2 separate regions of the Homo sapiens genome follow, and region 1 is linked to region 2. A link is an interaction called in ENCODE POLR2A ChIA-PET data of the cell type or tissue named here. Cell type or tissue: PC-3. All regions are shown on one strand. Links, peaks and the distances in the headings refer to the core of each region. The heading gives the core; the rest is flanking DNA.

Region 1 (8,000 bases), core at 1-8,000, 54 kb before region 2:
CCTGTGCTTCTCCTTCTCCTTCTCCTGTGCTCCTTGTTGTTCTGTTGTGCTTGGCACCAGCTTGTTTTGGACACAGAAGTACTCCTTTTGCAGGGAGACCCATGAGATTGCACCCCCTTTGCATGCCAAACGTCTAGCCCAGCTGGCATGCACCCCTGTTCTGAGGGCTGCGTTCCAACTCCCTGCTCCTCCCGAAGATAGCATCCCCGTGGACCCAGCTGGCAGAGAGTATGAGGTGGCCGGGGACGCCCAGGAATCGGGCATGTGAGCCGGCCAGGGTTTCCCTCTCTAAACAGCAGCAGTGTTTGCATCCTGGCCTGGCCAGGGTGCTCCCGACCAGGCCAGCGGGGCCTCCCTCCTGCTGTGGTTACAGGCTGTTTCTGGGGGTGGAAAACAGAAACCAGCTCTGTGTTTTCCAGGCTGCCAGGGTTCTGAGAAATTCATGCCTCAGCCCAGGAACTGGAACTCCCTGCTCCTGCCCACCCCCTGGCCCGTGTGGAGAAGGGGGCAGCAGCTCTCAGCATGCTAGTTTCCTGTTCTGTTCCTATTAGGGAGAAGGTTCTGAGGATGGCCTTGTGACTCAGAATGCAGACGGCTTGGCTGCATCTAAGAGGGCCACCCCTTTTGGTCGCAGACCCCTTCCCCAGTCCAATCACCCCCAGCTGTGTGATGCCAGAGTGTGCCAGTCATGGGGGCTCACACCAAAACAGGCTCTGGCCAGGCCTATCCTGGAAAGAATTCCCTAAATTCAAACTCCAGATCTTATAGCCCTTGGTTTCTTATTATCAGAGTTCTTAGCTGTTCAGGGTCCCCTCTGTAAGGCTGGAAGGGGAGCTGAAGGGAAAGCAGTTAAGTAAATTCCTGCTGGGTGGGTGTGATAATGGGGTTAGGGCTCCCTCCTATGGGGGCCTTGAATTTCAAAGAGGGGCTCGCTCACCCTAATGGGGCTCTTAATAGTGATGTTTTCTCACTGAGGTTGGGACCTCTGCTTTGGAAAGTTTGGCATCCTGGCCCAAATTTCTTGCACTTTGGTCAGTTCTACTCAACACATCTGCAGAGTGCCTACTGTGTGCCAGGCAGAAAACAAGTCAAAGAGCATTGCTTCAGGCCAGGCGCGGTGGCTCACACCTGGAATTTCGGTACTTTGGGAGGCCAAGGCAGGTGGATCACTTGAGGTCAGGAGTGCAAGACCAGGCTGGCCAACATGTTGAAACCTTGTCTCTACTAAAAATACAAAAACTAGCTGTGCGTGGTGGCACACGCCTGTAATCCCAGCTACTCAGGAGGCTGGGGCAGGAGAATCGCATGAACCTGGGAGGCAGAGGTTGCAGTGAGCTGAGACTGTGCTACTGCACACGAGCCTGGGAGAAAGAGCAAGACTCTGTCTCAAAAAAAAAAAAAAAAAAAAAAAAAAAAAGACAATTGCATTGCTTCAGGACCTTGCACTATGGTTTGTAGTGTGGCCAGGTGTAGTTATACTGTGTGTGTGTGTATGGGTGTGTGTATGTGTGTGTGCATGGATAAAGAACACTGGGGCTAGTATGGGCAGGAGAAATAATTAGGTTTAATCAGGTCCTCCTTGAACTTCAGTGGTTAACTCAGGGTCACTTTAGGCCTGAAAAAAAGCTTCTGTCTTTACTATTAAATGAAATGTTATCAGCAAGGCAGGAATCCAGGGTAGGCCCTGGAACCAGAACTTCTGGATGCAAATCATTGCTCGGCCACGTGCTACCTGCGTAACTCTGATCGAGGCCCTTTGCCTCACTGAGCCTTGATTTACTGAACTGCAAAATGGGAGTAATCATTATAACACTTACCTCATGGGTCACTGTGAACATTGGGTGGGTTAGTACATGTAGATTGCTTAGAACAAGGCCTGGCACAGAGTAAATACCCAGTAGATACCAAATACCACCACTGCCACCACTATCATTATCACCATCACCACTGTCATCTATCAACACCTGCTTCCAGCCAGGTAAATTGGTAGGTGCTGGGTGAATGGAGTGAGGTTCCTGCTCTGTGGTTCATACAGTCTAGTAAGGAAGAAAAAAATGCCAGAAAGAAATAGATTTCAGCTGGTGACACATGCCATGAAGAAAAGAAACAGGGTGCTGGGGGAGAGACTTTAGACAGGGTCATCAAGGAAGGCCTCTCTGAGAGGTGACACTCTCCTGCCCTAAGTGTGTTAGAATGCTCTCTAGATGTGCCAGGATGTGCAAAAATACCAGCTCTTGTATGGTGGGTGCAAAGGAGATCTGTCTCCTTTTGTCTTCCTTCTCTCCAAATAATCCCTTCCCCACTGCCTTCCTTCCCTCTCTTCCTCCCTCCTTCATTACCTTCTTTCTTCTCTCTCCCTCCCTTTCTCTCCCTCTTTCTCTCCCTCTCTTCCTTTCCTTTAAATAATAAATTGCTTTTATTAAATGCATATAAATATGTTTAAAATATATGTGAGTACACAAACATACTGTGTACTTACCCCTCCCCCTAAGCTTAAAGAACAATAGGATAGTCATTTCCTCTGAGCTCTTCTGCGTAGAAAATGTTTTCTGGCAAATCTTTCAGTTACATTTTTCTAAAAGATGACTTTAAAAAAACAGTTTTCCCCTGATATTGTTATCACACCTAAAAATGAAGAATTCTTTAATATTATCAAACTCAGTGTTCAAATTCTCAATTGTCTCATAAATGTCCTAATATTTCGCTTTTTTTTTTTTTTTTTTTGAGACAGAGTCTCGCTCTGTCGCCCAGGCTGGAGTGCAGTGGCATGATCTCGGCTCACTGCCAGCTCCGCCTCCCGAGTTCACGCCATTCTCCTGCCTCAGCCTGCCAGGTAGGTGGGACTACAGGCGCCCGCCACCACGCCTGGCTAATTTTTTGTATTTTTAGTAGAGACGGGGTTTCACCGTGTTAGCCAGGATGGTCTCCATCTCCTGACCTCGTGATCCGCCCACCTCAGCTTCCCAAAGTGCTGGGATTACAGGCGTGAGCCACTGTGCCCGGCCATATTTCTTTTTGTTAAAGTTTGTTTGACTCTGGACTCAAGGAGGGACCAGATATTGTGCTTGTTTGAAATGTCTTTTCAGTTTCTTTTGTCTGCTCATACCCCACATTCATCTGTTCTCTTTGCCATCTTTGTACTGAAGAAACCAGTTCGTCCTGTAGAATTTTCTGTAGTCTGGGTTTTGCAGGTTGCAGTCGCATACTGTCGTCTGACACGTGGCTCTGTCCTCGGTATTTCCTGTAAGTTGTCAGTCAGATCTGGAGGCTTGATCCAATTCAGCTTCGATGCTTTTGGCAAGACTGTCCCATCGGTGTGGCGTGTTCCTCCGTCAGGAGGCAGGTGGGTCTGGTGGGCTCATCTCTGAGGTTCACAGCCATGATGCTCAGTGATTCTGGATACAATTTCAAACACATCCTCTTCATTCACACCTTAGCATAATTGCTACCCTGAATTTTGTGTTTGCCACTTCCTTTTCATTTTCTTTGTAGATTTCACTCATTGTCTTTGCTTTAGCTGTAATTCTTTCCTTTTCTCTGCTGCATAATATTCCATTGTAAAGCCTATTTTTCCATTCTGCTGATGGTGGGCATTTGATTGTTTCCAGATTTTTCCTCTTTCTGGTTACAGGCAGTGCTGTCTGGAATGTTCTTTCGCTGTCTCCTGGTGCTTGCACACAGAGGACTTTCTGTAGGGTTATACTGACAAGCAGAGTTGCATGGTCACAGGGTGTACACACACTTCCAACTTTAGTAGACGATACCAAATTGTCTTCTGAAGCAGTTATACCAGTTTACACTCCCATCAGCAACACATATGTAATTCATTGCTCTACAACCTCACAAAGTTTGATACTGTCAGACAGTTAAATTTTTTCACTTAGCTGGTACATGTAAAATGATGTCTTTCGGTGAACAGAAAATTTTCATGTAGTTAAATTTCTTTTCTGAAAGGTGTGAGTTTTCTGGGTGTAGTTTAGGATGATGTGTTGTCAGGTCACTCAGGAGCTTGTTAGAAATGCAAATTCCCACCTCCACCCCAGTCCTGCTGAATTAGAAACTCTGCCAGCGAGACCCACAGTCTGTGCTTTTACAAGCTTTCCAACTGATTCAGAGGTTCCCACCAGTTTAAAGCAGTGGGTCAGAAAATCTTTCTCTACCTTGATGTCACAAAGAGATTCTCCTATAGTGTCTTCCAAACTTCTTGCAGTCTTACCTTGTACCCTTGGGTCTGTAATCCACCTGGAGTTGATTTTTATGTCCAGTATGAGGGAAGGTTCTAATTTCACTGTTTTTTTGTATGGATAACTAGTTATCACCAACCATCTATTCAGAAGATGTAATCTGTTGGTGTTGTAAATATCTTTCCCATGTAAGTGTGGGCCTCTTTCTGGGCTCTGGCTTTTTTTTTTTTTTTTTTTAAAAAGAGTCTTGCTCAGTCCCCCAGGCTGGAGTGCAGTGGCGCGATCTCGGCTCACTGCAACCTACGCCTCCTGGGTTCATGGGATTCTCCTGCCTTAGCCTCCCGAGTAGCTGGGATTACAGGCACACACTACCACACCCGGCTAATTTTTGTATTTTTAGTAGAGATGGGGTTTCCCTATGTTGGCCAGGCTGGTCTCGAACTCCTGACCTCAAGTGATCTGCCCGCCTCAGCCTCCCAAAGTACTGGGATTACAGGCGTGAGCCACCACACCTGGCCAGTATTGAATTTTTATGGTGTTTTTTCAAAGGCTGCTAAAAGTTATCTTTCATACTAGAAATAAAGAGCCACTTCTCACGAGGCTCACTGTCCTTCCCAGCCACCGACCCTGCCACATGGGTGGGAAATGCTTGAGAAACTGGCTTTGGCCTTGTGGTCCACCTCTCCCTCCCCTGGACACTCAGTGGCCTGAGCGGATGGATGCCCAGGGTTGGGCCACAGAGGACTTTGGTTGGAAGGCTGGCCCTCCTGTCTCTAAACAGCTCAGGTTTCCTGAGGATCTGCTGCTCTTAAAACCTGCTTCCTGCTACAGTCTTTTCATGGGCAATTTCTAGCCATGTCCCAGTTGGCATATGAAATAAGCTCAGGATGGAGATATTCACAAACGAAGAAACAATTTCTCCTTCTTTAAGTTGGACCGAGTGGAAAGTGAAGGCTTAGGGTTCCAGACTCCACGGTTCTCGTCCTGACCCCGTCTGCTCAGCAGTTGAATAAGCCTTCCAAATGCCAGGCACGCGGCTGGGTGCCCTAGGGGCTGTGGGCCTCTGCAACTTTGGGATCAGGATTTCACTAGTTAGCAGGGGAGATGGGGTGCCAGGCAGGAGTGCAGCATGAGCAAGAGCTCAGAGGCACTGTCTCCTCCTTTGTGACCATGAAGCGTGATTCCCAGTTTCCTTGGAATCTGCTCTACAGAGCTGAGGACTACAGCACCCGATGTCCACAAGATGAAGTCAGCACTGGGTTGCCAATACCCGGAAGCCATAGTCGGTTCATTTATTTGTCCATTCTTTCGCTAAATCATTCATTCATCCAACAGCCGTTTATTGCTCACTGCTGGGGCTAACACAGTGAAGAGGCTCAAAGTCCCGGCCCTCCTACAGCTTGCAGTTTGAAAATATAAATGATAAAACTGGGGGTGCCAAGTGTTCTGTTGGAAGAGAAAAGCAGGCTGGGGGACAGGGCATGATGGGGTGGCACGGAGGCCTGCTTGCCGTTCCAGTAAGGGGAGCACCTCAGGGGAGGTGGCATTTGAGAAGAGGTCTTATCAAGAGAGCCCTCCAAACGTCTAAGGCAAGAGCAGCAGTCCAAGTAGAGAGAACAGCAGGTGTCTAAGGCAAGAGCAGGAGTCCAGGTAGAGCGAACAGCAGGTGCAAAGGCCCTGGGGCGTGAGCAGGCTTGACGTGAATAGCGTATACTAAGGAAGACTGTGGACTAGGGGAGAGTGAGGGAGAGAAGCAGATCATCTTCAGTCTTAAAGGCCAAGTGGGATCCCTGGGTCCTGACAGTGGGTGGGTGCTGGCAGGCAGCTAGGGAGAGTCAATCAAGATGGAATTCCGACGAGGCGGCCAGCAAGTGGTCATAACACCCAGGCTTCTGCTGTGGAAGCCACTGACTCCTGTCACCCTTGGAGGTGACCTGAATTTCCCTTTCAGACAGGCGCCGCTATGGAGCTAAGATGTCACACCCTCTCTAGAGAGGATGGCTTACGTGGGCTGCAGATGCCCCCAGGCCCCAAGCCAGAGTCAGACTGATACCACAGGAAGGCCTGGGCTCTGTGAGGTCTAGAAACCCCGGTTGCTGGTGGGTTTGTGGGAATTGAGCCTACGTTTTCCCCTTCTGCTGGAGAACATTGCCAATGGAAGCAAGCCGGGGCGCCTCCAGTCATTCCTCTGCGCAGCCCAGGCCTTGGCTTTAACTCTTGTAATACACCAGCACCATTTCACCTTTTAGATGTGTACCGGGCTTGGCATAGTGGTCCCGAGGGGGCCAAGCCGCTCTTTGCTTCTTAAATCTCAGTATCTGCTCCCCGCCACAGGTTACCCAAAGCTAACAACGATGCCAACACTGTCACCCCCATTTTTCTTTGTGTACCATGTGGGTGATTTCTACTGCCCAACCCTGATAAAAGCTAGGGTCTCCCAAGGACCAGTGTTTGTGCTGAGCTGCATTCAGAGAAGCGTATTCTTGTTGCCAGGTGGTAAGTGAAAACGAATTTCTATCTACAAGTAGCCTGAGCCACACTGCTCTGCCACATAATAGCTGCAGAGCCTGGGTTTGTTACTCTTTCGGAGACTTGGTTTCTTCAGCTGTGTAATGGGGGCAGTCAATACCTACTTCATGGGATGACCGTGAGGATTAACAACATATATATGTAGGCTGGGTGTGGTGGCTCACACCTGTCATCCCAGCACTTTGGGAGGCCAAGGCCAGCGGATCACCTGAGGTCAGGAGTTTGAGACCAGCCTGGCCAACATGGTGAAATCCTGTCTCTACTAAAAATGCAAAGTTTAGCCGGGCATGGTGGCGGACACCTGTAATCCCAACTACTCAGGAGGCTGAGGCAGGAGAATCGCTTGAACCTGGGAGGCGGAGGTTGCTGTGCTCTGGGAGACAGTTGAAAGCCAGACCTGATCGGAAAAATTCTGGGCAAGTCCTATCAATTAGGAGGTGGTAGTTATTCTTTCGCCCAATCATTCCTCCTTGAGATTTTTACTGAGCACCTACTATGTGCTGGGCTCTGTCCTAGGTGCTGGGGATACAGCAGTAGATGAGAGAGATGAGGTCTGTGCCTTAATGAGGGTATTACCAACCAGTGAGAGGTTGGTGTTAAAATGTCACGGGTTTCAAGATACGGGGTTCTGTGATCTGATTCATGCTACTCCCTCCCAAAACACCAGGGCCACAGGAGCCATGCACAGCTGAAAGGCAGTGCCTATGAAAGCTTGCCTATCTGATGCCAAGCTTCTACGAACATGGCACATGCAAACAGACCTGCTGGTGAGGCACGGTGAGATGACACGTGTGAGGTCATGGCGCCTGCACACCCACAGTTCCCTGGGAACTCGAGGTGAATGTGTTTGCCTGCCTCACATCTTCCTGAGTGGTGTCTCCAGTCCCGAAGAGCAGCCTCTGGTACTGCTCTGTTGGCCTCGCGTTGCATGTGGATCTGGGGTTTGAAAGGCATCATTGAAGTCTAGTGGTGGAGGGTGGGTTGGGGGAGGACTAGGAGGATGTCTTACGGTCCCTGGAAGCTAATTTGGGGGGCATGTCCTGTCTGGTGTTGCTTGGCTGGCGTCTGATGCATTTCTCTTCCAGGAGCTCAACTCGAAGCAGGTGGCTCCTCTTGCCATCTTGGGGCTTGGTGCCTTCCTGGCCACAAACTGATCTGCCAGTGACATGCTCTCCTCCCAGTGAGCCCCTTTTACTAGAAACCAGAGTCTCAGAATCACCATGTCTACTCATCCCAAGAGCTGGGGACAGTTTGGCACGTGGTGTGGCATCTTTCTCGTAAGCCCCA
Region 2 (16,929 bases), core at 4,961-12,960:
TACATTCTAGGAGATTTCTTCAATTCTGTCTTCCATATTACTAACTTTATCATCAGCCATGTCTATTTCATTTTTCATTCACTGAAATTTTCAAATGTAATTATATTTTTCATTGTCAAGAACATTTCTTGTTCTCCAACTGCTCAGTTTTCACAATAATCTACTCTAGTTTTGTTGATGTGACAGTCTCTCAAATATTCCTCAAGACACAAACTAGAATGAAAACTTAAAAAAAATCTTTCCCTGGAAATATCTCATATCATTCCAGTATGAAGTATTCAGTTTATTTACTTTGATTCTTCCCTTTTTGTGACATTTGTTTTCTGCAGATGTCTTTCGATGCCCTGAATGTGGTTTCACATTTACAAATAAAGGACCAAGTTGGTTAGTTTCTGTAAGTGACATGGGCTTCCTGGACAACCCTATATGGTCTTGTTCCCCAGTGGGACTCTCCCTGAAATGGCAAGACACACCATGGGCTGTGTATACATGGACATGAACACTGCCCAGCAAGGTTCCCTACAGGACAGTGGTCCCCAACCCCTGGGCCATGGACTGGTACTGGTCTGTGGCCTGTTAGGAACCAGGCCGCACAGCAGGAGGTGAGTGGCAGGTGAGCAAGCATTACCACCTGAGCTCTGCCTCCTGTCAGATCAGCAGCTGCATTAGAGTCTCATAGGAGAGCAAACCCTATTGTGAACTGTGCATTTGAGGGATCTAGGCTGTGTGCTCCTTATGAGAATCTAATGCCTGATGATATGAGGTGGAACAGTTTCATCCTGAAACTATCCCTGTTCCACCCTGGTTCATTGACACGCTGTCTTCCATGAAACCAGTCCCTAGTGCCAAAAATACTGGGGACTGCTGCTATAGGGAACAAGGGCAGAGAGCATATAGGCAGGCCAGGGAGACACCAAATTGTCAAAGCAAATGGGATTAAACAAACAAGAGGTTACTTTTTCTTGGGTAGAAAGACGTCTAAGGGTAGACAATCACCAGTGGTAGAGTGGCTCAGAGATATCATTAAGCACTTGAGCTCTTCCTAGTTGCCCCCTGGTAGGGCTTGAAAGATGGCTGCTGCCCCTGTGGTCTCACTCCTGAGCTTCTGGTGGGGAGAGGAAGCAAATGGGGTGGGGTGAAGGCACACACCAGGAATTCAATGGCTAAACCCCCAGCAGACTTCTTATATCTCATGATGTCATAGGAGACTGGGAGATGGAGCTTTTTGGCCAAGCATTCTGTGACCTTGAACAAGCTAGGGTTTCTCTTAGAAAGGAAGAAGAAAGATAGATCTTGGGTAAGCCACCAACTATATGTGTGATGGGCATTTTTACCCTGGAATATCCATCCTTGGGAGGAGCTGCTTATTCTCCCCCATTAGCCCCATGTCTATGGTGGAGAACTTGGTTTTCTCTCTAGCAGCCCTGTGGCAGAGATTGCTATTTGTCCCCAACACAAATTCTCTCCCTCCCTTTCAGTAGCAGAACTCCCATTGCTTCTGGGCATGTGGCCACCTGGAATAGCCACATTTCCCAGCCTCCCTGGCCTCTGGGTGTGCTCATGTGACCAAGTTCTGGCCAATGTGGTGGTGGCAGAAGTGAAGGTCACTTGGGTGTGACTGTAGAGGGAAGGGAGTGTGCTATGCCTGTCACCTTTCCCTTGGCCAGGCTGCAGAGGTGGAGGACGTGCTCTGAACACCCTGCGGATGGTGGAGCATCAGAGTAGAGGGGGTAGGAACCTACGTGATGGACACCTCCTCAGGCCTACAGACTGTGTGGAGCAGAGCAGCCACCTCAGCCCAGTCTTGAAAGAGAGAGAGAGATTGAGAGAGATCGAGATTGAGATTGAATCTTGTTTTAGCCACTGTTATTTGGGCCTTTGTTGCATATATCTTAAAACAAAGAAGACCCAAACAGACACCCTAAGATGTCTTCTAAGGCCTTTTTTTTTTTGAGACAGAGTCTCACTCTGTCACCCAGGCTGGAGGGCAGTGGTGCAATCTCAGCTCATTGCAACCTCCACCTCCCGGGTTCAAGTGATTCTCCTGCCTCAGCCTCCCAAGTAGCTGGGATTACAGGCATGCACCATTACTTCTGGCTAATTTTTGTATGTTTAGTAGAGATGGGGTTTCACCATGTTGGCCAGGCTGGTCTTGAACTCCTGACCTCAAGTGATCTGCCCACCTTGGCCTCCCAAAGTGCTGGGATTACAGGCATGAGCCACTGCACCCATCCAGCCCATTTTTAAAAATCATTATTCCATCTTCCACAACACCAGTGGAAAACTGGTATAATGGCTCCCAAAGTTGTCCATATTCAGATCCCCAGAGCTTGTGAATATGGTTCTCTATATGACAAAAGGACAAAAGGACTTTGCAGATGTGGCTAAGTGATGGATTCTGAGAGGGGGAGATTATCCTGGATTATCTGGGTGGGTTCAATGGAATCACAAGGGTTCTTAGAAGAGGGAGACAGGAGTATCAGTGTCAGAGAAGGAGACAGGAGATGTGATCATGGAAGCAGAAGTGTGTGTGTGTGTGTGTAGGAGAGAGACAGAGAGATTAGTGTGTGTGTGGAAGAGACAGAGAGACAGAGGTGTGTGTGTGTCTGTGTGGAAGAGAGAGAGACAGAGAGACTAGTGTGTGTGTTTGTGTGTGTATGTGTGTGTGTGAAAGAGAGAGACAGAGAGAGACAGAGAGAGAGAGAGATTAGAAGATGATGCGCTGCTGGCTGGCTTGGTAGATGGAGGAAGGGGCTAGGATCCAAGAAACGTGGCCAGCCTCTGGAAGCTAGAAAAGCAGGAAACAGATTGTGCCCTGGAGCCTCCAGGAGGATCAGGCCTGCCACAACTTGACTCTAGGACTTCTGACCTCTACAGCTGTAAGATCCTGAACCAGCATTGTTTTAGGCCATTCATTTTGAGGTGATTCATTACAGCAGCAGTAGGAAGCTCAGACACTGGTTAAAGACGTGCTCATCAACAGAGCGTTCCATTCACGCTGGGGGCTTGACTGCTATGATCTCAGTCCTTACAGTCCTGCCAGGGCATTACTCCTATTATTTCCATTTTACAGATGAGAAAGTTGAGGCTCAGAGAGGTTACATAAATCATCCAAGGTCACACAGCGAGTAAGTGGCAGAGCCAGGAGATGTTCCTACATATTACTCTTCTGCAAAAAATGTACAGGGTTCAAGAGGAGACTGAGAGATGCAAGCCTGGCCCTCTGAGTCAACCCGGGAAGTGATGCCTTATTTTTTCTGACTTGTCAGGATATCCTTCTAACCCCCTAACTCTCCCTCTCTTGGTTAAAAATAGCCTTTGCTCTATTGCAGTTTGGCAGCTCAGTGACCCCTCATTTGTGGCTGCCCATAAGCACACCACAGACCTCCTTGCTTTGGGAAAACAGCTTTCCTGTGATGACAGAAGCCTGAGTCAGGGCTGCTGACGGCAGGGTGAGGGAGAGAGGGCGATTCCTGAGAGCGGCCAAGCTCAGGACACCTCTGGGGCGGGCATCGCAGCCAACTCTGCAAGGCGCCCCATCCCGTCTCATCACACGCCGGGGACCCTTTGGGCATCTGCTTTCTAGAGGCCACTTTAAAAGGAGTTGGAGCAAGTTCTGACCCCCACCCCACGAGCCAGGGAATCCCCTGCTCCCTTGCAAATTTGTTCTTTCTGCTTCTCTACCTGCAGTGATGCCTCTCCCAAGACCCCAGGCTGCTACTACCTGGCTGGCTGTCCAGGGGCAGGACCTGTCCTTCTCTCTTCTGGCCCCAGCCTCATCTATAACTTGGGTGAAGGGATTGGAATATCTCATGTCAGAGGTTCCTGTGACCACCTGCTGGTCCTGGGTGGAGCCTGTCTTGGTCTGCACTTAATGTCTTAAACACTTGTACCTCTGAAAGGACCTCTCGTGTAGGATGGTTTGAGGATTCAACCAGATAGTGCAGGGAAAGGGAAGGGCATAGTCTTGATAGAGTCAGCTCACCATAGATTACTGAGCCTTTTCATTATTATTTTTTATTTTTAAATTTTTGAGACAGAGTCTCACTCTCTCACCCAGGCTGGAGTGCAGTGGTGTAATCTCGGCTCACTGCAAGCTCTGCCTCCTGGGTTCAAGCGATTCTTGTGTCTCAGCCTCCCAAGTAGCTGGGATTACAGGTGCCCGCCACCATCCCCAGCTAATTTTTTGTATTTTAGTAGAGGTGGGGTTTTGCCATGTTGGCCAGGCTGGTCTCTAACTCCTGAGCTCAAGCAATCTGCCCGCCTCAGCCACCCAGAGTGTGGGGAGCCACTGCGCCCAGCCCCTTTTCATTATTATCACTGTTATAGAGTGATGCTCTCCTAACAAAACAGGTTTATTTCCTGCTCTCTCCTCCCGGGTCAGGTTTCTGAATCTAAGCAGAGATTGCAAACAAGTGGTTCCACAAGTCATGCCCAGCCCATGGATGTGTTTACAAGGTGTTATTCTGCACAATTATTTCACAACTTGAAGTAGTTGCCACAGGTATGTAGGGTACAGTTTCAGCTGCTGACCTGGAGACCCCAAATAACAGCAAAGAGATGTTTGTAGTTCTCCCCCAGAGCAGTTTCAGGATAAGCAGGTGGATATGTGGCTCTGTGGGCAGGGACCCAGGCTCCCTTCCTCTTGTTGCTCTTCTTCCTTCCAGAATGTTCCCTACCAGAAGGTCCACAGTGTGCCTCACCATCAGGTCAGCCAGGTCTGGATTCAACTGGCAGGAAGAGCGGAGGGGAGGGTGTGACCCTCCTTCTCAGGGCCCAGCCTGGCTGTTGCCCACATCTGCTCACAGCTTATTGGCCCAAGCTGATCACTTGGCCACATGTAGCTGCTGGAGATGTAGCTTATTCAGGGTGGCAGCAGCCCAGCTCAAACCCAAAGGTACCATTGCCAAGGAAGAAGGAGCTAATCAATCTGGGGGAGACAGAGTGGTCTCTGACACACTGACATTTAAAAAGCAGGAGATTTGAGGTGTGTGTTGAGACCCTGGTGCACACGGAGGATGCTAAGTGCTGAGTGCCTCTATGTGCCAGGCCCACATGGAGTTTCCTCGTTTAATCCTGGAATCGGCCATATGCAGGAAGTTCTGTATCATCCCCAGCCACACATGAGGAAACAGAGGTTTAGCAGAGTCCTGCGACATGCCCCAAACCACAGCTAGAAAGTGGAAGAGTTGGTTCTGCCCCAGGCCTGACTCCAAAGCCTGTCTTTTCATCTCTGCGCTCATTCTACATATTTGGCAGGTTGGGCTCCTGTATTTCCCAAGAAGCTGAATGTGAACTGCCATGGCCCTTTCCTCCGCATCTTCCTTTCTAGACACACTCCAGAAGTAAAATCATAGCAACAAACATTTCCTGAGTGTCACTGAGGTCCAGGCACTAACTATGCCGAGAAGTCAATGAATGCTATCACATGGTCATACTACTCTACCAAGCTCATTATTCCCATTTCACAGATGAAGAAACTGAGGTTCTTAGGGCCAAGTAATCAGCATGCAGTGTTACACAGCTGCTCCAAAGAGCATAGAGCCAGCTGAAATTCTCCTTTCAAATGTCAACTGCTATCAGTGGGTCTCAACTTGTTTAGTCACCCCATCACATGTCATCCATCTATTTATCCATCCACTCACCCATTCATCCACTCACCCACCAGTCCACCTGTCCACCCGTCCACCCATCCATCTACCCACCCATCCATCCACCTACCTATTCATCCATCCACCTACCCACCCACCCATCCATCCACCTACCTATTCATCCATCCACCTACCCACCCACCCATCCATCCACCATTCCACCTGTCCACCCATCTACCCATCTACCCATCCATCCACCCACCCATCCATCTGCCTACCTATTCATCCATCTACCTACCCATCCACCCATCAACCCATCCATCCATCCATCCACCCATTCATCCACCCATCAACCCATCCACCATCCACCCATCCATCTACTCATCAACCCATCCATCCATCCACCCATCCATTCATCCATCCATCCATCCATCCACCCATTCATCCACCCATCAACCCATCCACCATCCACCCATCCATCTACTCATCAACCCATCCATCCATCCACCCATCCATTCATCCATCCATCCACCCATCTACCCACCCACCCAGCCACTCATCACTCATTCACCCACCTGTCTATTCATCCACCCACCCACCTATTCATCCATCCATCCATCCATCCATCCACCCATTTATCCACCAGTTCATCCACCCATCTATCCACCCACCCATTATCTATCTATCTATCTGTCTATCTATCTATCTATCTATCTATCTATCTATCTATCATCTATCTATCCATCCATCCATCCATCCATTCAGTAAATATTTATGTGCCAGGTAACATTCTAGGAGCAGGGGAGACAACAGCATACAAGAGAGACAAAAATCCCTTATCTGCTGGAGCCGACTTTCTAGAGGGAGACACAAATAAATATAAGTTAGGTCATGATGGGTGCGAAGAAGGATAAAGCACTTTAGGGAAAGAGCAGGGGTTAGTGAAGTGGGGTCTCAGTGAGCAGACCCTGAACGAGAGAAAGGAAGGAGCCATGTGCACACCTAGGATAACTATTCTGGGCAGAGGTACCAGTAAGCACCAAGACCCAGGTGCGAATATGTCAGGTTTGCTTGAGGTTTGCTGAGGGAGGCAGAGAGCAGGAGGGGATGAGGTCAGGCAGGCCACAGAGCAGGATCCTGCTGGGCTTGTGACCATGTGGCATTTTTCTGGGTATTTCTCCAAGCCAGTGAGGAGCCATGGAGGGTTTTGACATCCCAACTGTCCCTTTAATATGCCACCCTCCCCTTGGAGCTCAGGCAGTGTCCCCATCACCCCACCTTTCACCCTTGCCCCTGCCGAGAAAAGCCAGGCAGCTGGATGGGGAGTTTTCCTCCCTGGCTGCTCAGGCTCTGGGAGGGATGCCACTGGCTGATGGGGGAACAAGAGCCTCACTCACTGTTGTGGACGGCCAGGGCAGCTGTGATTCTCTAATACAAGCCCAGTTGCAGGCCGGGCATGATGGCTCATGCCTGTAATCCCAGTACTTTGGGAGGCTGAGGCAGAAGGATCACTTTAGCTCAGGAGTTCAAGACCAGCCTGGGCAACATAGCAAGATCTCATCTGTATTTAAAAAAATAAAAAAAAATTAGCCAGGCATGGCGGCACATGCCTGTAGTCCCAGCTACTCAGGAGGCTGAGGCTGGAGGTTTGCTTGAGCTCGGGAGGTGGAGGTTGCAGTGAGCCATGATCACGCCACTACACACCAGCCTGCGTGACAGAGCAAGAGAGTGAGACCCTGTCTCAAAAAAAACCTCAAAACCAAAAAAAACCCCACAAAACCAAACCCAGTCGCAGGCTGTGTGCCCAAGGTGACTCAACCATGTTAGCAGAGGACTTACAGAGGTCTTCACTTGCAACCAGGAAGGTAAGTCAGAAGGGGATTCCATCCCTTGCCTGAAGGTCCCTGTCCCGCTTCCCACCCCTTCCCTTCTAAGGCTGAGACTAGGGATGCCCTCAGGACTAGGGGTGGGGAGGGGCCAGAGATAAGGCTCAACATCTCCTTTAATTCTCACAACAAACCTTGCAGAAAGTTCCAGTGTCATCCCCATTTTACAGGTGGGGAAACTGAGGCTTGAGGTTTAGCTGGTGAGGTATCATGCCCAACACCAGCTGTGGAGTAAGTGATGAAGGTGGGATTTGCAAGCAGGGATGGCAGCTACATGACCAAGGCTCTCACCAAGGCAACGGAAGTGGAATCACCCCCAATCACTCCCCACCATTGAACACCGGCTGGATCCAACACAGTGCTCACCCCTGCAAGCCATCTCACTTGATCCTTACTACAAGCCCATGAGGTAGGTGAGCTACCATCATTCCCACTTTACAGATGAGGAAACTGAGATCCTGAGAGGCTAAAGGAACTTGCTCAACATCACCCAGCTGGCTGGTGGCAGCCCCAGCACTTGCACCCCCATGGGGTCTCAGAGCTCATGATCTACTCCGGTGCAAGATTTGCTCTCTGTGGCTTTATATTTCACATGCATTTTACTTCCTACTTAAGTTTGGCTGAGGGAAGCACACGGTACATTTCCACTGATGGGAAAGGCTGGGATGGACCCTTAATTTCGAAGAGGGCTTCCTCAATCGGATGTCAGTGTCAGCTTCCTGATATGCAGCTCCCTGACATGCAGCTCCCCAGACAAGGCTGTGATGTGAACACAAAACAGCGAACCCTCCAGGACAGGGACCATGACCTTTTTATGGCTCCTAATCAGTAAACCAATAAATGACATTTAATATTGATCAAATGCCTACTCTGTGCTAGGAACTCTGCCAGACAGTGGGGATGCAGAGATGAATGAATTGAACCTAGCTTCTAACCCCATGGAGGGCCTACTGGGCAAAAAGACGACTGGGCACATGGAGACCATGCAGGCTATGAAGGGAACATGTAAGGTGAGACAGTGGCTCATCGAGATCGTTCCACCCAGGAAGCCCCTCTGGGGAGGGGACATTTGAAGATGAGACCTGAGTAACAAGAGGACACAGACCAGGCTTCTTTCTTTTTGCATCTCCAATGCTAAGCACATGTCTGGCCCCAGGTGGGTCACCATCAACATCACCACCTCCATCACAGCTCCCATGCTGGTTGCTAGTGTGCGCCTTCTAACTATTTGCTTGTTCAGAGTATTTATGTCCATTTTACAGAGAGAAAACTGAGGCTCTGGGAGGCACTATGTGTCACCCACGGTCACTGGCAGAGCTGGTGTTTAAACTCATATCCAAGTGGTGCCAAAGCCAAGCTCCTCCCCCAACACATCCTGCTCATTTGCTGAATGATCACACTAAAGACAGTAAATTCCACAAGCCCCACTCCATCTGTCACCAGAGGGTGACATCATCCTACTACGGGTCTAGGGAGGTGGCAAGGTTACCTCTCTCATTTCCTTCCTGATCACTGAGGGCTACCAGGCACCGGGCTGCCCTCCAGGGTGTGGTCCTCCCACCTTGTCCTCAGGCGTGGGCACTAGAAGGTGCTGGAAGGTTCTGTTAGCACCGGCCCTCACCCAGGCCCTGGAAAGGCCACCGGCTACCCCTTGCCCTAGCTCCCTACCCTGCACCTCCAGCTCCACAGCTGAGGAGTCTTTGGGGCTGTCCCTGCAGGGGGGTGGTGGATCACCCCAGGGCTACCTGGTACAGGGTGCCCCACGCCACAGCTCCCGAATGTTCCAACAGGAAAACCAGCCATGCGTTCCACCCCTGTGGCTCATAAATGTCACCCCTGGAGATTAGCTGAGCTCCATGCTCCTGAACTCGGCCTCTTTAAGGAGCATGAGGAAGGACTGAGTCACGGCCCCCAGCCCTTTCTAAATTGGACTCAAAATAAAAAAAATAAATGAGAGAAGGAAAGGGCATGATTGTTTTTGAGAGCAGAAAAATGAGCTTTCTTCGTGCTTGCACGCCTCCAGAGTGACCCAAGGGAGTGAGCTCAGAGCAGCTCCATGCAAACCCCCGTCAACTTCACCTTTAAGGTGAAGACGGGAGCCAAAGGAAATATTGTGATAGAGTCTAAGGTACTGCTGATGCCCGCCTGGCGACTTGATTCACTGAACTGAGTGCAAACAAATCTCACAGCTCCTTCCTCTCTGCAAATGTGGGTGTGGGAGGCAGGGCCTGGGCTCAGAGTCACCCCCGCTCCCGCCAAGCACAGCTCCGTGTCCCTGCTCATTGTGTCTCGTTTCTTTCTGTAGAGCACACAGGACTCGCTCCGGAACTTGCATGGCCCACTGCGAAAGGAAAATGCAGGGTCCCTGTTTGCAAAGCAGGACAAAAAGCGTCACTAAAGATACTAACGTAAACATTTTTCTTTTTGCTTTCTTCTGTGGGCCCTCTCTTGAGATGGTGTTTTTGTGCTTTTAAAAATTTGCTATTTATTATTGTTTGAAGCAAAAAAAAAAAAATTTAAATATTTTAAATTAAATTAAATATAAATGAATTTTTATATTATGCAATCCCAATTTCAAATAGAAGCCTATGAGCATGGAGCCCATCGGCAGCATCACTGAAACTTTAACATTCGTGTTTTGGAGCTTGCATATGGGTATATATGTTGTTCTTACCAGGGTAGTGGAAACGTTGCACAAAACTTTCTCAATTGTTTCTATTTCACTCCTTGAGACATGCACATTTATACCTACATTGCCTCTGGCTTACTGATGAATAAAGAAGGGTTGAAAGGAGAAGGAACCCTGGTCACCCTGTCTTTCCCCTTCTGGAAAAGTCATCGTGTGTAGCAATAAATGGTTGACCACTACAGGGAAGTCCCACATGTAAGAAAAGGTTCCTGGGCCATGCATGTTTTTTTCTGCCTTGACAGCAAGTGAATGGTTCTGAGAAAGAACATGGCTTTCAGAGCTGCCAGCGTCTCTTCCTACTCAGTCACACATGGGACGTTCACCTTGTATTTGCTCTAAGTCTCACTGAACTCACACAGAACTCTGAAATCGTGGGGCACAGTGAAAACAGTGTCCTGGGCTGGGCTTGATGGCTCATGCCTGTAATCCCAGCACTTTGGGAGGCTGAGGTGGGCGAATCACGAGGTCAAGAGATCGAGACCATCCTGCCCAACATGGCGAAGCCCTGTCTCTACTAAAAATACAAAAATTATCTGGGCGGGGTGGTGTGTGCCTGTAGTCCCAGCTACTTGAGAGGCTGAGGTAGGAGAATTGCTTGAAGCCGGGAGGCGGAGATTGCAGTGAGCCGAGATCAAGCCACTGCCCTCCAGCCTAGAGACAGAGCGAGACTCTGTCTCAAAAGAAAAATTAAAAACAAAAACAAAAACAAAAAAACGCACAAAAAAACAGTGTCCTGTGCCTGTGTTCTCTGCTCAGGCACACACTCCCTTGTCCTGTCAGACTCCACTCATAAAACCTAAGTTCAAAGATAAAATCATTAAGAATTTTAGGATAGCAAAAGCAGTGTATGAAACTAAGTTCAAAGTCCTTCTGAGCACGAGGCCCTGTGCAGTCGCACAAGTTGCACACGCGTAAATCTGATCCCGCTACAAACATGTTTATTTTTCTTACTCAAATAATGTATGTATATTATAGAAAAATTAGGACGCATAAAAGTGACAGTTACCACCGAGCCGTGACTACCATTAACATTGGCTCTCGGATGGGTGCAGTGGCTCATGCCTGTAATCCCAGCACTCTGGGAGGCCGAGGCAGGTAAATCACTTGAGCCCGGAAGTTCGAAACCAGCCTGGCCAATATGGCAAAACCCCATCTCTACAAAAAAATACAAAAAATTAGCCAGGCGTGGTGGTGGTGGGTGCCTGTAATCCCAGCTACTCAGGAGGCCGAGGCATGAGAATGGCTTGAACCAGGGAGGCAGAGGTTGTGGTGAGCCAAGATCCTGCCACTGCACTCCAGCCTAGACTACAGAGTGAGACTCTGTCTCAAAAAAAAAAAAAAAAAAAGTAAAGAAAAAAAGAAAAACATCGGCTGTGTAACTTTCGCGATGGTTCTTGAGGCCTCTGTCACAAGATCACTTCTCAAAATCCTTGATTGAATTCTCCAGTGGCTTCTTCAAACGCTCCTTACTGGGGGAACAGGCCCTGGTGATCCCCCTCCCATCCATGCCACCCTCCGTCCCCACCTCTTGTTCACCCCGCCCTAGGCACCAGGCTTTTCCTGATTCCATCTCTGGTTTTGTTTTGTTTTGTTTTGTTTTGTTTTTGAGACATAGTCTCATTCTGTCGCCCAGGCTGGAGTGCAGTGGCGTGATCTCAGCTCACTGCAAACTCCAGCTCCCAGGTTCAGGCAATTCTCCTGCCTCAGCCTCCCAAGTAGCTGGAATTATAGGGGTGCACCACCACACCCATGTAATTTTTGTATTTTTAGTAGAGATGGGGCTTCAACGTGTTGGCCAGGCTTGTCTCAAACTCCTGACCTCAGGTGATCCACCAGCCTCTCTCCCAAAGTGCTGGGATTATAGGTGGGAGCCACTGCATCTGGCTCCTGATTCCGTCTTTGTATCTGCAGTTCCCCATGCCTGGGATCGTCATCCACAAGCTCTTCCTGTAACTGCCTCTTCAGCTGCAGGCCCCAGCTCAAATGTCACCAACTCTAGGAGCCTTTTCTGACCTATCATTGCCTCCCTGTTATTCTTCTTCATCTGCGGGACCAATAACTCTCCCCAGGGCTGTGCCTGCTGCCCGTGGGCTTCAGACTGAGTTTCTGAAGCAATTATTGATGGGGGATTGGGCTATCATGAATGGCTTATAATGGAGTGGGCAAACTCCTGCCTGCTGGCCAAATGTGGCCCATGGCCTGGTTTTGTAAGTTTTATTGGAATCATTTTTGTATATAACCAATGGCTGCTTGTCTGCCTCAACAGCAGATGATTCATTGTGAGAGATACTGCATGGCCTGCAAAGCCTAAAATATTTACTATCTGGCCTTTTATATAAGAAGCGTGCTGGCTGGGTGCGGTGGCTCATGCCTGTAATCTGAGCACTTTGGGAGGCCGAGGTGGGTGGATTGCTTGAGCTCAGGAGTTGGAGACCAGCCTGGGCAACAGGGAAAAACCCCATCTATACCAAAAATACAAAAAATTAGCCCAGCGTGGTGGCTCATGCCTGTGGTCCTCAGGAGGCTGAGGTGGAAGGATCACTTGAACTCAGGAGGCAGAAGTTGCAGTGAGCTGAGATTGCATCACTCCAGCCTGGACGACAAAGTGAGACACCCATCTCAAAAAGAAAAAAAAAAAGTGTGCTGACTCGTTGCTTAGACTAGCTAGAGCCTACCCTCAGAGCAAAGGATGGGGTCAGCTTCTCTTGAGTCTCATGGCTGCCTCAGAAAGGGGCAGAAATCCAAAGAAAACTGAGTGTCCTGAGGAAGGAGGAAGAGGGAGTGAATGCTGACCAGTCAACCAACAGTCACAGTAAACACAAGTGTACAATCAACATAAAGCCAGCTCCACTTTAAGGCAGTGCTATGACTTACTTAGCAAATCCCATAAGATTTAACATCTAGATTGCTTCTAAATGTTTGCCATTGTAAATACAGTTGGCCCTTCGTATCCACAGGTTCTACAACCACAGATTCAACCAACCAATATTTGGTTGGTTTCAACTAACATTTGAAAATAGAAAAAAAAAACAGAAATAAAAAATAATACAAATAAAAAACAATACAGTATAACTATGTACATAGCATTTACATTATATTAGGTATTATAAGTAATCTAGAGATGATTTAAACTATTCAGGAGGATGTGCATAGGTTATATGTAAATTTTATATCAGGAAATTGAGCATCTTCAGATTTGGTATCCATGGGAGTCCTGGAACCAATCTGCCTCGGATACCAAGAGATGACGGCACTCCTGTAATATACATCTTATGCACGCATCTCTGGAACTGGCCATTTCCTTAGGCCCCACCCAATTTTTTTTTTCTTTTTTTACTTGGGGGCCTGAGCTATTCCTCCACAGCACTGATCTCCCATCATTTTCCAGGGTGGGTAGGGAGATGAAGTCTTGCCTTATTTTTCAAGATGAGTGCTAGGGTGCCTGTTGAGATGCTATGGGGGGACAGGCTGCAAGGAAGCCTGACATTCATGGAAGGGCCCTTGTGTTGGCTGTGGCAGCTTCATCTCACACTTGAAAGGCTAGCTTTATTGCTGCACTTTTGCACCAAGGAAATGGAGGCTCAGAGATATCCAGTCATTTGCCCTAGGTCACATAGCCAGCCAGTGGCAGAGCAGGGCATAGAATCCAACGTGCACTTCCCCACACTGTCATTCATCCTGGGCTGTGGGGGAGGGACACTGTTGCATTGCTGGATTGTCTGGGAGCTTGTGGGATAATTTTAGAGGGTTAAAAACATTCCGAACACAAAACTCCTCACGTACATGCTGGATGGTGCCGTGAGCTTCTTCACCAGGAGTTAGTTTCAACCTGCACTTGGAAAGAAAACTTTGTGCCTTTCCCGGGGAGAAGGAATCCGCTTCTCAAATCAAACTCATTCCTGCTAAGATACAAAGGACAGGTCAGAGCTGTTCTCCTAAAGGCTGCCCCAGAAAGGCAGCAGAGGGAAGGAACTAGGGAGAGCCCAAAGGCACTGGGGTGGGACAGAGACAGCCAGGTCCCAAAGACGCACGATCCCCTCTCCCCAGCGCAGTCTACAGGCCTCTGATGAGTTCTTTCTCCATCTATCCCCTGCTGGCCGGAGACTCTTTAATGAGTGGCCCTGGCAAAGCCACTTCAACTGCTGCCTCAGTTTCTCCTCCTTACAAATCCACTTTAAAAATTTGGTGGTACTCCCCACAGGATCTACAGGGCTGTGTTGGGGACCCAGCCTTGCCTACGGAGCTTGCCAAATGAAAGTCATCCAGGCTGCCTTCAGAGTTTAGTCTACATCCGGGTATCAGCTTTACTATGACTTATTTCTTTTCACTTACATAAACGTCCTTTAAAGGAAACTTAAAAATCATTACCATCAGTAATAAATTAATCCACCTGCCTCAGCCTCCCAGAGTGCTGGGATTACAGGCATGAGTCACCGCGCTACTTGGGGAGGCTGAGGCAGGAGAATTGCTTGAACCTAGGAAGCGGAGTTTACAGTGAGCTGAGATCACGCCACTGCACTCCAGCCTGGGTGACAGAGCTAGACTCCATCTAAAAATAAATAAATAAAAATAATAAATTAGCACCATTTTTCAAATAAAGAAGGCACCCATAAAAACATGTAACTATTATACTAAATGCTTTTCTCATGTACCCTTGCTGTCCGGTGTGGTCATGTGTCTAATTCTGGCATCTCCCTGTGCCTTGAAGGGCCACTCCCCATTTCCTGACTATAGCTTGCAGTGGGCAGGGACATGCCTTTCTTCTAGGCTGCTTTATCAGGATGAGGCTGGTTTTTTGTTCACCAACTGTTTTTTGTGTCTATATCTCACCAGGTTCAAAGCTTGAAGGATAGCGCGTTTCAAATTGCAACCACAAATACCATCGTCTTCCACCATGACTAGCCACCACCCCATGAAGGCAGCAGTCCTTACTCAGCCTAATTTTTTTTTTTTTTGGTAGAGACAGAGTCTTGCCAAGGCTGGAACGCAGTGCTGGGATATCGGCTCACTGCAACCTCCATCTCCCAGGTTCAAGCAATTCTCCTCCCTCAGCCTCCCAAGTAGCTGGGACTACAGGCGCCCACCACTATGCCCAGCTAATTTTCAGTATTTTAGTAGAGACAACAGGGCTTTGTCATGTTGCCCAGGGTGGTCTTGAACTCCTGAGCTCAGGCAGTCTGCCCACTTCGGCCTCCCAAAGTGCTGGGATAACAGGCGTGAGCCACTGTGCCTGGCCCCCACTCAGCCTAATATTAACAACATCAAAACAATTGATATTTATTTCTTGATTACTCCCTAATCCCTGGCTGATCACTTCCCATGCATGGTTTAGTTTAATCCTGAGAGGTAGTCATTAGTAACTCCATGCTGCAGATGAAGAAAATCAGGCACAGAGAGGTTAAGTAAGTTGCCCAAGTTCACACAGTTAGCAAGATTCAACTCAAGATTATCTGAGACCAACACTCTTCACAATGATGCTATTTTGCCTTCCCAAAATAGCAACAGCAACTATTTATGGGAAAGGACACAAATTTGGGGAGGTGAGATGATAGGTACCCGCTTCTCCAAGATGCAAAACTATCAAGGGGCAGCTCTCATCAGCTCATGAACCTTCCAACATGCTGACCTCTGAATCCAACTGTTATCCTCACCCCCAGGGCCATGGCTTACTCATGAGGCCATAGAAGAATGGCCACATTTGTCCATTCCTGATCCTGGCAGAGGCTTCTGTCTTTGGGAGAAGTGGTCAGGCTAAGGAGAGAGCTTCGTATTCTCCAACTTGGCAGGGACCTTTGGGATGGTCTGCTAGTCCCCATTCTCTCATTACATCTCAAATTCCATCACTGACTGGGTTCTGGGCCCTAAGGCTGTTTATCTAATTTGGGTGTCAGCCAATGACCACCCAGGAGCCAAATCTGGTCCACTGCAGGTTTTTGTACCACCCATGAACTAAAAATGGTTTTTACATTTTTAAGTAGTTGAAAAAAATAAAAAGAAGAGTAATATTTTATGACAGAAGCACATTATATGAATTCTTGACTGCCTCTGCTAATAGAATGTGGCAGAAGTGCCAGAATGATGTCTGAGGCTGCACAGCTTCTGCAGGTTTCTTTTGGGACACATGTCTTTGAATCCCTGAGCTGTGATGTCACAAACCCAGCCATCCTTAAACCACCATGCTGCACAGATCATGAAGAGGAATCACCCAGAGATGAAAAGAAATGCCTAAGGAGCTCTGGCTGTTTGAGCTCAGAGCCAGCAGCATCATCAACACCTGCCTCAGCATCTGTATCAGCACCAATACCTGCTTCAGCACCTGCATCAGCATCAACACCCGCTTCAACATCTGCATCAACATCTGCACCAGCATCACTACCAGCATCAGCATCACTACCAGCATCAGCATCTGCACTTGCATCAACACATTTTTCAGCACCTGCATCAACACCTGCTTCAACATCTGCATCAACATCTGCACAAGCATCACTACCATCAGCATCACTACCAGCATCAGCATCTGCACCTGCATCAACACCTTTTTCAGCACCTGCTTCAACATCTGCATCAACATCTGCACCAACACCAATACCTGCATCAGCATCAGCGCCTGCATCAGCATTACTACCAGCATCAGCATCTGCACCTGCACCAACACCTTTTTCAGCACCTGCATCAACACCTGCTTCAGCATCGGTACCTGCATCAGCATCAACACCTGCTTTAACATCAGCAGCTGCGTCAGATTAGTATCTGCATCAACACC

Evidence for each region. ChIA-PET counts read pairs that join two places held together with the same protein. Peaks named below come from ENCODE experiments on the same cell type or tissue, not always from the same donor. Only the 100,000 strongest peaks of a DNase experiment are listed, where the experiment ranks them.
Region 1: POLR2A ChIA-PET joins it to region 2 with 5 read pairs; 2 of 35 experiments call an interaction of 5 or more read pairs at or near these places.

What each region holds. Positions count from the first base shown.
Region 1 is chr20:51,404,934-51,412,933 of GRCh38, reverse strand. All of the region lies in intron 9 of NFATC2 (nuclear factor of activated T cells 2), which reads left to right. Among named protein-coding and RNA genes, the nearest start is that of MIR3194, 44 kb to the left of the region's middle. RefSeq lists an enhancer at 7,888-8,000. In PC-3, for the core only: no CTCF peak of the experiment used is centred there; no DNase peak of the experiment used is centred there.
Region 2 is chr20:51,347,080-51,364,008 of GRCh38, reverse strand. LOC124904930 reads left to right here and starts at 9,783. Exons shown (of 2, transcript XM_047440631.1): 1 at 9,783-9,885; 2 at 15,000-16,929. The coding sequence starts at 16,388. In PC-3, for the core only: a CTCF peak has its summit at 9,016 (motif pointing right); DNase peaks (open chromatin) are centred at 8,898, 9,358, 12,458, 12,878 and 1 weaker place; H3K4me3 peaks cover 1,001 bases; H3K27ac peaks cover 5,366 bases.